Linked DNA regions of Mus musculus: region 2 is linked to region 1. The links are chromatin loops, found by intact Hi-C in ENCODE. Cell type or tissue: heart. All regions are shown on one strand.

Region 1 (5,000 bases):
AGGTGTGGTCTTGTTGGACAAAGTGAGTAACTGTGTAGGTGGGCTTTGAGGTCTCCTATGCTCAGGCTCTGCCCAGTGTGGAATCTAGTCTTTTCCTGGCTGCCTGAGGAAGATGGCCCCTACTTGCTGTCTTCTGATCAAGATGTAGAACTCTTGGCTCCTCCAGCACCGTGTCTGCCTGCATATTGTCATGCTTCCTGGCTTGATGATCATGGACTAAACCTGAAACTGTAAGCCAGCCCCAAATTAAATGTTGTCCTTTAAAAGAGTTGCTGTAGTCATGATGTCTCTTCACAGCAATAAAACACAAACTAAGATAAACTAAGGAGGTGGGAGGACGGGAGGGTGGGGAGGGAAGAAAGGGGGGACTATAGTAGGGATGTAATATAGGAGAGAAGAAGAAATTAAAAAAAAAAAAGACCATTTGTTGCTCTTGCTGATGACTTAGATTTGGTTCCCAGCATCCACATGGCAGCTAAACTGTAACTACAGTTCAAAGGAATCTGATGCCTTCTTCTGGTCTCCACAGGCACTGCATACATATGGTATATGGACACAAGAAACCTTAATACACATACACGCCACATTTATTATGGATATGTGTGTGTGTGTGTGAGTATATATATGCACTCGCATGTGTTATACATACCATGGCATGTATGTAGAAGTCAAAATAAAACTTGGGAAATCGCCAGGCAGCGGTGGCACACGCCTTCAATCCCAGCACTTGGGAGGCAGAGGCAGGTGGATTTCTGAGTTCGAGGTCAGCCTGGTCTACAGAGTGAGTTCCAGGACAGCCAGGGCTACACAGAGAAACCCTGTCTCGGAAAAAAAAACAAAAACAAAAACAAAAACAAAAAACCTTGGGAAATCAGTCTTACAGCTCCTTGAGTCAAACTCATTATTGGCAGCACAAAGCAACACATGAAAATAACCAAAAAGGAGTGAAACATCAAGACAAAAGAAGGAAAAAAATTCATAAAAGACTTGATATTCCACCATGTTTGGAAAAGAGAAATAAGGAAAGTAGGCCCAGATCTTAGCTCCCCAGGCCAGCCATGCTCACCCACTGACAAGAGGTGGCTGTAGATCTCCAGCATCACGTCCTGGTACAGGCGTCTCTGGGCGGAGTCCAGGTGCTGCCACTCCTCCTGGCTGAAGTCCACAGTCACATCATCAAAGGACACCAATCTCTGTAATAATATAATCATTGTAAATTAACATTGACAAGCAGAACACGTGTTTTCAGTTACCCTCACCCCTTATATTATGCTTTAAGCTTTCTACAAAACACCTATTTCCCCACTGTATTTTGGGACATAGATGAAAACAATATATAAAAAAATAACTTGCCATCTATTAAACACTATCATCCCCATACCAGGAGGCCAGAAATGGATCCTTTTTCATTCTCTATCCAAGATTAAACAGCATGACAATTTATTAAGCCACATTATTCTTGTCTATAGCTGGGCTGGGTCCCTGGGATTCAACACTATATGAGTTTTTACTCTGAAAGACACTCAGGCTTGCCAAATAGCAATATAAAGACCCATATGGGGCTATAAAGAATATTTTTAGAAATATATACAAAGCAAGTTGTTGGGAAGAGCAAGGTAGGCACACACCTGGGAATGGCTGTCATGATAATGAGAGTACAGCCCCTTAGACGGGAAGTGTGGCGTTTGAATTGGGATGTGGACGAGCATACTCTAGGATGGAGGAACTAGGATGGAGGTGGACAGTAGGGAAAGCCATGCTTAGGGAGTGGCAGAGAGTTCTGAGTAGGAGGGGACAGTGACAGCCATAACGTCTACAAACTAGCTGTCATCCCAATCACAAGGAGGGTGAAGGGTGGTGGGTGGAGGGTGAAGGGCGGTGGGTGAAGGGGATGTGGAGTTTTCAACTTTGAGCTACGGACTGTCACTTAAGTAATTAATTGCAGGGACATGAAGATCTTCAAATGTAAAAGGCTGGTCTTATAGCATCCAACGTGTGCCACTCAATGTGATGGTAAAGGGATCTGCCTTTAGAAGCACCTAAGACATGGATGCAGCCTTCTGAAGGGCAGTTACTACTATAGCACTTCCCTCTTTGAAAATGGCTGCTAAACTACACAAGAGAAGCACTGCCCAGTCTCCACAAAGGTAGGACTTTGGGATGATGACACCTGAAGCCAGTGAGATGACCAGCATGATGTGAACCTGGCAGGATACGACAGTGCAGGCCTGTCATCACTGTGAAGCATACTGCAAGAATAAAATAAAATTGGAGTACGATCATTCTCTAGAGCAGAGATCTCCAAAGCGAATACAATGGGAGTCACAAAGTCATCTCAAAATTTCTAGCAGTCATATTATACTCAGATGAAACCAACTTAATAGCATATTTTATTTAGCCTAACATATCTAAATTATTACTTTAAGATACTCAGCTTAAAACTAAAGAGAGGGTTCAGTGAAGAGCACTGGCTTTCAGAGATCTGGGTTCAATTCCCAACACCCACATGGCAGTTCACAACTGGCTATTAATTCCAGTTCCAGGGGATTCGATGCCCTCTTCTGGCCTCTGTGAGAACTGTATGCACTCGGTACACGGCTATACAAGCAGGCAAAACATCCTACACATAAAAAAACATATATTAAATTAAGATACTCAGCTCTGAGGAGCCAATGTGTATCTATGAGCTGGGCGAGAAAGCCAAAAGACTCAGGGACTTGTCTGCGTGTGTGGTAAAGAGAATGCTGTGTAGCTGTTACCTTGGCACTGAACCATTCCCTTTTGGAGGGAGGGAGGAGAGGTTCTAGAGGCCAATCTTTCATGTTACATAAATGTGTAAGGGGACACACAGCTGGGGAAGGCTGTCACAGGGACGGGTGATGCAGCTGCTCGAGATCCCCGTGCCCCTGAGGGTTGTACTTCACAGTTGTTACGATAATTAATATATACACACAAAGTCTCTGCTTCACTAAGCTAGACTTGGATGCACCTACTTTTTTGTCCTGCCAGTCCTTTGGGCTGAATAGGAACAGGATTCCCCAGGGAGTCATAGACGGGGAGATAAATCTAAATCTAAAAAGCAGCACAATGAATGTGTCATGAAAAGATGAGGAAAGGCTGGGGTTTCAGCCCTCTGCATTTCACTCTTAGCTGGAGAATCAAGGTTGTCTTAGGAAAAGGAGTCCCATCTTCTGCTTCCAGTGTCTACAATCTAGCGAGGAAAAGTTGAACTTGGAGCATCTCTCCTCACCTCACACAATCCATCCTGCTCCTCTGCTCCCAACTGCTGGGGCATCTGGCAGAAATTCATATCAGTAGGCATGTCCTCTGTGGTTTCTACTCTTGGTCTCTCTCTAATTTTCTCAGGATTCTGAAGATAGGTCAGCATGTGGACGATTCTTGTAGAGTTGTGGGGCAGAGGCCAACTTGGTTATGTTGAGAAAATTGGCGGCATGAATGGCTTAGCCTCACCCAGAGGTCTGCAAAGATATCAGAAAGCCCTGGAAAGTCAATGACCATATTATCACTCACTCAAAATTTATTAGCCCATGAAGAGTTGAAAGTTCTATCTGAAGATCATCCTGTAGACACTGCAGAGCAGACAAAGCCCAGAAATGTCCAACTCTCCCTTCTACCTCTTAACCGTGACAACAGGAAGGTATTAAGCAAGGTGACATAAAACAAGGATGCAGGTATTGGTCACTGGCATTGGGAATTTGATGCAGGATAAGGCTCATCAGCCCCTAGCTTCTGATTACCAGGTCAAAAGTATGAATCAAAAAAAAAAAAAAAAATTAGCTAGCTCTTAGCTTATTTTCCGGACAATCTTTTCAGCTGTATGGCAAAGGCTACTATACCTGGTGTTTTAATATGATCTAAGGTCATCAAATGAAAGAGAGAGGATCAGTATAGTATATATCTGACTTATACGAAATGACACACTGTCCCAGTTCAAGTTTTTATTTGTTTCTAGGCACTGTTCAAACTTACTAATGTACCTCACAGCCCATCTCTTCTAACATATCTCTGTAACTCACTCACCACCACAATTCCCTTCTTGATCAGAAAAGATGAGGTATATACACAAGGACTTCTGGTCTGTAATCCTACCCTTTCCTCCTTTTTTTTTTTTTTTTTTTTTTTTTTTTTTGAGACAGGGTTTCTCTGTGTAGCCCTGGCTGTCCTGGAACTCACTCTGTAGACCAGGCTGGCCTCGAACCCAGAAATCCGCGTGCCTCTGCCTCCCGAGTGCTGGGATTAAAGGCGTGAGCCACCAATGCCCGGCTGTTTTTTAATTAATTATTTATTTATTTCACTATAGCTGTCTTCAGACACACCAGAAGAGGGCGTCAGATCTCATTACAGATGGTTGTGAGCCACCATGTGGTTGCTGGGATTTGAACTCAGGACCTTAGGAAGAGCAGTCGGAGCTCTTAACTGCTGAGCCATCTCACCAGTCCTCCTTCTTATTCTGTCCATTTTATTTTGTTATTCTGTAGCACAGGCTGACAGAGAACTCATTATAAACTCCAGGATGGCCTCGAGGTCATAGTGCCACTGCTCCGTCCGCCTATCAAGACAGTGTAAGGATTACAGGTATGACCATCCCTCTGGCCGACTATGCATGTCTTCCTTGTCTATAATGAGTCACCCCTCTACACTGGATGTAGTCACTCAGATCAATGATTTTCAGTGACCTCTAAAGACAATACAGGAGTGCCAGGTTACAAACTACCTCCCAGTGACTGGCACGCTGCAGGATCCTGAAATTATGACTGACACAAATTTTCCCTAGCGTGTTTAATTTCTTAGTTTCCACATAACCCCAAATAACTCTCAACACAAGGGTCCAAATGACAGAGTCCAGGCTGGAAGCAATTATTGATGCTGCTTTCCTTTTTTGAGGTAGGGTCACTTGGCCTGAAGTCTATTGTCCTGCCACATCTGCAGCTTCCTGGCAAGAAGCCACAACCTGCTGAGCAGCTGAGCTTGTCTTCGGG
Region 2 (5,000 bases), 140 kb after region 1:
CAGATGATGAAAAGATGGTATCAGGAGTCAGGGTAGCAAGGTCTGACTCACTGCCTTTCTCAAAGAGGGTATCATCAGACACTGGATGTGAAGTAGGAAGCTTGCACAGTGTGAGAGGGAAGTGCCATGACCCTAAGAAAAGAGGACACCATGCCGTATTCACCTTTAAGCTCTCGGTTCATACTGGAACACAGCCTAGCTGACCATGGGCCAAGCTTTGCACTAGGAGGCGCTGGGATTAGAGTTCATTCAAGGTGGTGAGGGTACTGGGTACGGGGTTGCAGGCCCAGCATCAAAGCCAGTTGAGAGGTTGAGGATGTAGAGTCTGAGGCCAGCCTGGGCAATTAAACGCCTCAGAATAAGATGTAGAGACCCAGGAGTGATAGTAGACAGCTGTAATCCCATCACTCAGGATGTAGAGGCAGGAGGATCAGGAGTTCAAGGCTATCCTCGACCTCTTAGTGAGTTCCAGGCCAACCTGGACTAAATAAGACTGTCTCTAGGGGCTGGGGAGATAGTTCAGTAGTTAAGAACACTTGGTGCTCTTTTAAAGGACCCAGGTTCAGTTCCTGACACACCCATCAGGCAGCTCACGATTACCTATAACTGGCTTCAGGGTTTGCTAATGCTCTACTCCAGCTTGCAGGGGCACCTATACTTCTTCTATGTGCATATCCACACACATAGGCCTAATTAGAGGAGACTGGAGAGATGGCTCAGTGGGTAAGAGCACTTCCAGGGGACCTATGCTATGGACATCGTAGCTCACAACTGTCTGTAAACACTAGCCCCAGGGTATTGGACACCTTCACGCATGCATGCATGCAAGCAAAACATCCATGCACATAAAATAAAAATAAATAATAAATCATTTTAGAAATTTAAATTATAATAAAAATACCTTGTCAATAATAATAATAATTTTAAAAATAAAATGGAAAAAGACTGGAGCTATAGCTCAGTGGTGCTGGTCTGGCCTAGCACTTGGAAGGTCATGGGCTTAATTCCCATCAACACACACACACCCAAATAAATAAATAAATAAACAAACAAATTAATGGTGGTTGAGTTGCCCACAAACCCACATGTATCTCAATAAACCTGGAAGCACCATCTCTGTCACAGGCTGTTAGAAGCCACCTCAAGCCAACCCGTTTTCTCTCTAGCAAACAGGCAGAGAGTCAGACTTGCCCAGACTCCTGATTCTTGCTGCTTACCCAGCTTGGGGGCAGGGGGCAGGCATCTGGCAAGTAACAGGGCCTCCACGGGCCTGGGTTTCCTCAACCACCCTGTTCGATTGAGAGTACAGAAGCTGTACAAAGGGATCAATCTCTGTACAGGAATTATATCTGCTGGTGCTTTGTGCCGACTTCCATGTGTGCTGTCTGGGTCATGGACATTAAGTCTGAGTCTGTCTCCTGAATCCTTCTTGTCTCATTCCTCAACTGCGGTACGTAGATGGTGGTATTAAATGATATAGCCCGTTTTTACCTATCTCAGAGGGTCTCTTGGGTGCATCTTCCTTATGCTAGGAAATTTGAAGGACACAAAGGGGGATCACAGGACAATGGGGACAGACAAACATGAATTGCCACCATCTTTTTTTCAGTACAGATTAGGCTAAGCATTGAGAGACTGGCCTGGGAACCCAGTCTGATTCAATGCTGGCTACAGCAGCTTCTCTCTGAGGAGAACCCAGGGCCTCAGGGGTGCTGCCCTCAGACTGCTCACGGACACTCCAAAGTCTTAGTTAAGCTGGCTCCTTTGAACTTGCTTCTCCAGCAAGCACAGGTCTCCTTCCCTTCCTAAATAAAAAACTGTCGACAAGCATCCCATGGCTATATGGGTGAGGCGCTTTCTGAGTCCCATGGAACCAGATGGCTCTCCATGTGGCTGTACATTTAGAGCAGACAGTGCAGCCTGCAAGGTAATGAGTGATGAAACCGCAGGCCCCACATAGAATTCTCTATTCTGATTCTCTCTTGCTAAGTGCCAGTTTTGTGCCTCAGTTTCTCCACGTGTTAAATAGGGACCATGACTCCTCCAGCCCACAGTTATCAAGGGACTGAGAGAGAGGGGAAAAGGGTCGTCACCTCAGAAGGATCTGATTGTCAAAATCTCACAGCCCTTGATTTTTGCTCCAAGTATGACTGACGTCGGGTCAAAGGGCAATAGAAATTGACTTTTGAAAGGTTCTCTTATGTGGGGCACGCTCCTGCTCTTGGACGTTCATAGCTGCGGTCTCAGGGTGCTGGGACCTAGTCGGGGTGGGGAAAGTCACCTTCACAGCGAAGTCGATGACCCTCTTGACAGCCACGAGCGCGCGCAGCTCCGCCATCTTCCTGCAGCAGTCACTGGCCGGGTCAGGTTGCTCCTAATCCAGATAGTCACACACTCCGCCCCGTATCTGTCTCTGCGCCTGCGCGCCGCAACACCGACCAATCAACCGTCGCACAACTCAGAAAAAGCCAATAGGAAGCGGAATTCAGGGAGAGGCGGGGTCCACGGCGGACCGCTGGGTGGAGGGGGCGTTGCACAGAAGTAGGGGAAAGGGCATTCCTAGGAGTGAAGTTTGCTGAGGGCTTATTTATCCTAATGCTCTCCTCGTAACTCCTGTTGTCCCCAGATCTGCAATTCACTTCTAGATCCCTCCTTTCTCAGCACTCCAAGCCCCCATGTCTGTGTTCCCACGCGCACCCTGTGCCTTTTTTCCTACGCCCCCAAGGCCTTCCTTCACTTGCTTGCCGCCGCATTCTTTCTGCAGATTCCCTCCTTATCCTTGCGTCTACACTTTACTTCCTTGTGATTTTCCCGTGTCCGCTCATCCCCACCTCCTCCCGCGACTGCGTGCTTTATGACTCTCCCGAGTCCCATATTCTCTCCCCGTGCATTCCCCGGGTGCGCTCGTCCCCGCCCCTTCTTCTACGCCTACATCCGCTAGGACTACCCGGTGTCAGCTTGTCCCTACACCCTCTCCCTGCTTCCGCATCTGCAAATCCCCAGGGTACACACCTCGTTACAGGGTTCAAGTCTCCGTTCCTACCCTCCCACATTCCTTCTGACCTCCTTAACTCTCTACAAGCCACTTTATCCGTGTCTCTGTAGTCTCCAAGCTTCTGTCTCTACGTTCCGCAGAAAAGCACGCAGGGGCGAGGCTAAAAGCCATTCCTTTATTCTGCCCCAGGCAGGCCGCATTCATAGGCATACCGGGAATCCGCTGATGGCTTCGGTGCTCTGCAAGATCATGTCGGCAAGCAGAAAGCAGAAGCCTGGCAGGAAGGGAGTACAGAGCCCGGGGAAGGAAGGTGGGCTATGGGGCGGATGATCTGGCCTGCCTGGGAGCTAGGGATGGGGGTTCCAAGGGCGTTTCCATCGGGTGTCTTGGAGTGCAGGGGCGGGGAAGTCACTGGAAGTTATTGTGGACTTTGCTAGGAAGAATAGGTGACTGGGAAGTTTCTGGGGAGGGGAGTCCTCTAGAGGGGTAGTCTCCACCCTCTTCCCCTCGTGCTGGTTACCCGCAATAAACAAGAAGGGTAAAGCCAACCATCCGAAAAAGTAGGACCAGGAGAAGAAGACTTCTGGCTTCCAGGCATTCTTTGAAGTGTATACGGCCAAGGCAATCAGCAGCAGCAACCCTGGGCCACGCCCACCCGTCAGGTGAGCGTGGCCAGGTAGAAGCTGCACCCAAGCCCACCCCTCAGAACTGCCCTTGTCTCTGACTTATCAAACCACGCCCAGCTTCCCTTTGGCTTCACCTTCGTGGGCTTCTTGCTCCTCCTCTTTTCTTTTTTTATTAAAAATAGATTCTTCCTTTATACAATCTATCCCGACCACAGTTTCCTCTCCCTCAACGTCTCCCAGCTTCCCTCATCTCCCCTCCCACACTTCCTCCTCTTCAGAGTAGAGTAGGTCTCCAAGAGAGGACAGTCAAACAGGACAAAAAGAGATACAAGGAGACAAGGCAAAAGCCCACGGAGGATGGGCAAGAGAACGCAACAGGAGGCGAAGAGTCCCAAGAGCAGAAGAAAAGAGTCAGAAACATCCCCACTGTCAGCTGCCCCCTGGCCCCTCCCATTTCTAACCATGGCAGTCAAACTCTCTCGGCCCAACTCCTTCAGAATTGCCACCACCACCAGCACCACCACCACCCCTCCTACATAGGGGTGACTGCCTTCTCACCGCTGAGGAAAAGTAAGACAATGGTATTCTGGCTACGTCGTGACTCTGCCTCTCGACACTGAATCCTTATCCCGATCCCCAAAGCTACAATACTGAAGGTTGCTGCCAACACCATGCACGCTGCGGACACTGCCACGGTGTCTGGAGAGACAGGGTAGCATCAGCTAGACGCCTTGGTGCCATGAAAGAACATCCCTGGGCTCTTCTGGCCATCCTCACCCCTACACACACACACACACACACACACACACACACACACACACACACACACACCATGAGTATCTAGAGCTCATCTGACTGCATTTTGGAAACAGGTGTTCCTATGGGAACGGAGGACTTGGTAGGGAGAGGACAGCAAGGCAGGCCTGGGGAGAAAGAGCCTTTGGGTAAAGGACATCTGGGTCTGCGCCTGGTATGGAAGGCCCATCTGGAGCTAGGGGTAGGGGTGGGCTCTGGAGTGTGGTCTGATATAGAGGCAGGTGAAGGTCTCACTCTGGCAGGGGATGTTGGAGCATTTGCCATGGGTACACTCCTGCCATAGGCCACTGTGCCCCCCTTGCTGTCGGGTCCAGTAGTTGGTGGTAGTAGACAGTACTGTGAGGATGCTGCTCAAGAGATTAAGTAAATTCCCTCCAGTCTGAAGGCTCTTCTTCACCCCCATGCCAAGGAGGCAGCTGCCAAGGACATCACAGGTACGACTGGCTCACACCTCTCGTTAGGAGGAAGCTCTTCCACGCCAGAAGGCCTCCCCCCCACCCCCCGCCCCCCAAGCACTCTTGCCTGGCAACCTCAACGTCCCCAACAGCAGCCACTTGCCTGGG

The links. Hi-C counts contacts between places; a loop is a spot of excess contacts. Peaks named below come from ENCODE experiments on the same cell type or tissue, not always from the same donor. Only the 100,000 strongest peaks of a DNase experiment are listed, where the experiment ranks them.
Region 2: a loop joins it to region 1, with 2.7 times the contacts of the local background. A loop is called at or near these places in 2 of 42 quality-filtered maps.

The regions. Positions count from the first base shown.
Region 1 is chr7:43,582,547-43,587,546 of GRCm38, reverse strand. It overlaps Zfp719 (zinc finger protein 719), which reads right to left. Exons shown (of 4, transcript NM_172482.1): 2 at 3,251-3,479; 3 at 1,067-1,193. The coding sequence starts at 3,388. Among named protein-coding and RNA genes, the nearest start is that of Zfp719, 5.5 kb to the right of the region's middle. In heart, a CTCF peak has its summit at 2,566 (motif pointing left); no DNase peak of the experiment used is centred here.
Region 2 is chr7:43,441,486-43,446,485 of GRCm38, reverse strand. It overlaps Cldnd2 (claudin domain containing 2), which reads right to left. Exons shown (of 5, transcript NM_028849.1): 2 at 4,672-4,853; 3 at 4,180-4,320; 4 at 3,516-3,635; 5 at 3,166-3,269. The coding sequence starts at 4,840. The coding sequence ends at 3,196. It overlaps Etfb (electron transferring flavoprotein, beta polypeptide), which reads right to left and starts at 2,414. Exons shown (of 6, transcript NM_026695.3): 1 at 2,282-2,414. The coding sequence starts at 2,338. In heart, no CTCF peak of the experiment used is centred here; DNase peaks (open chromatin) are centred at 2,425, 2,925, 3,584 and 4,651; H3K4me3 peaks cover 2,731 bases; H3K27ac peaks cover 3,030 bases.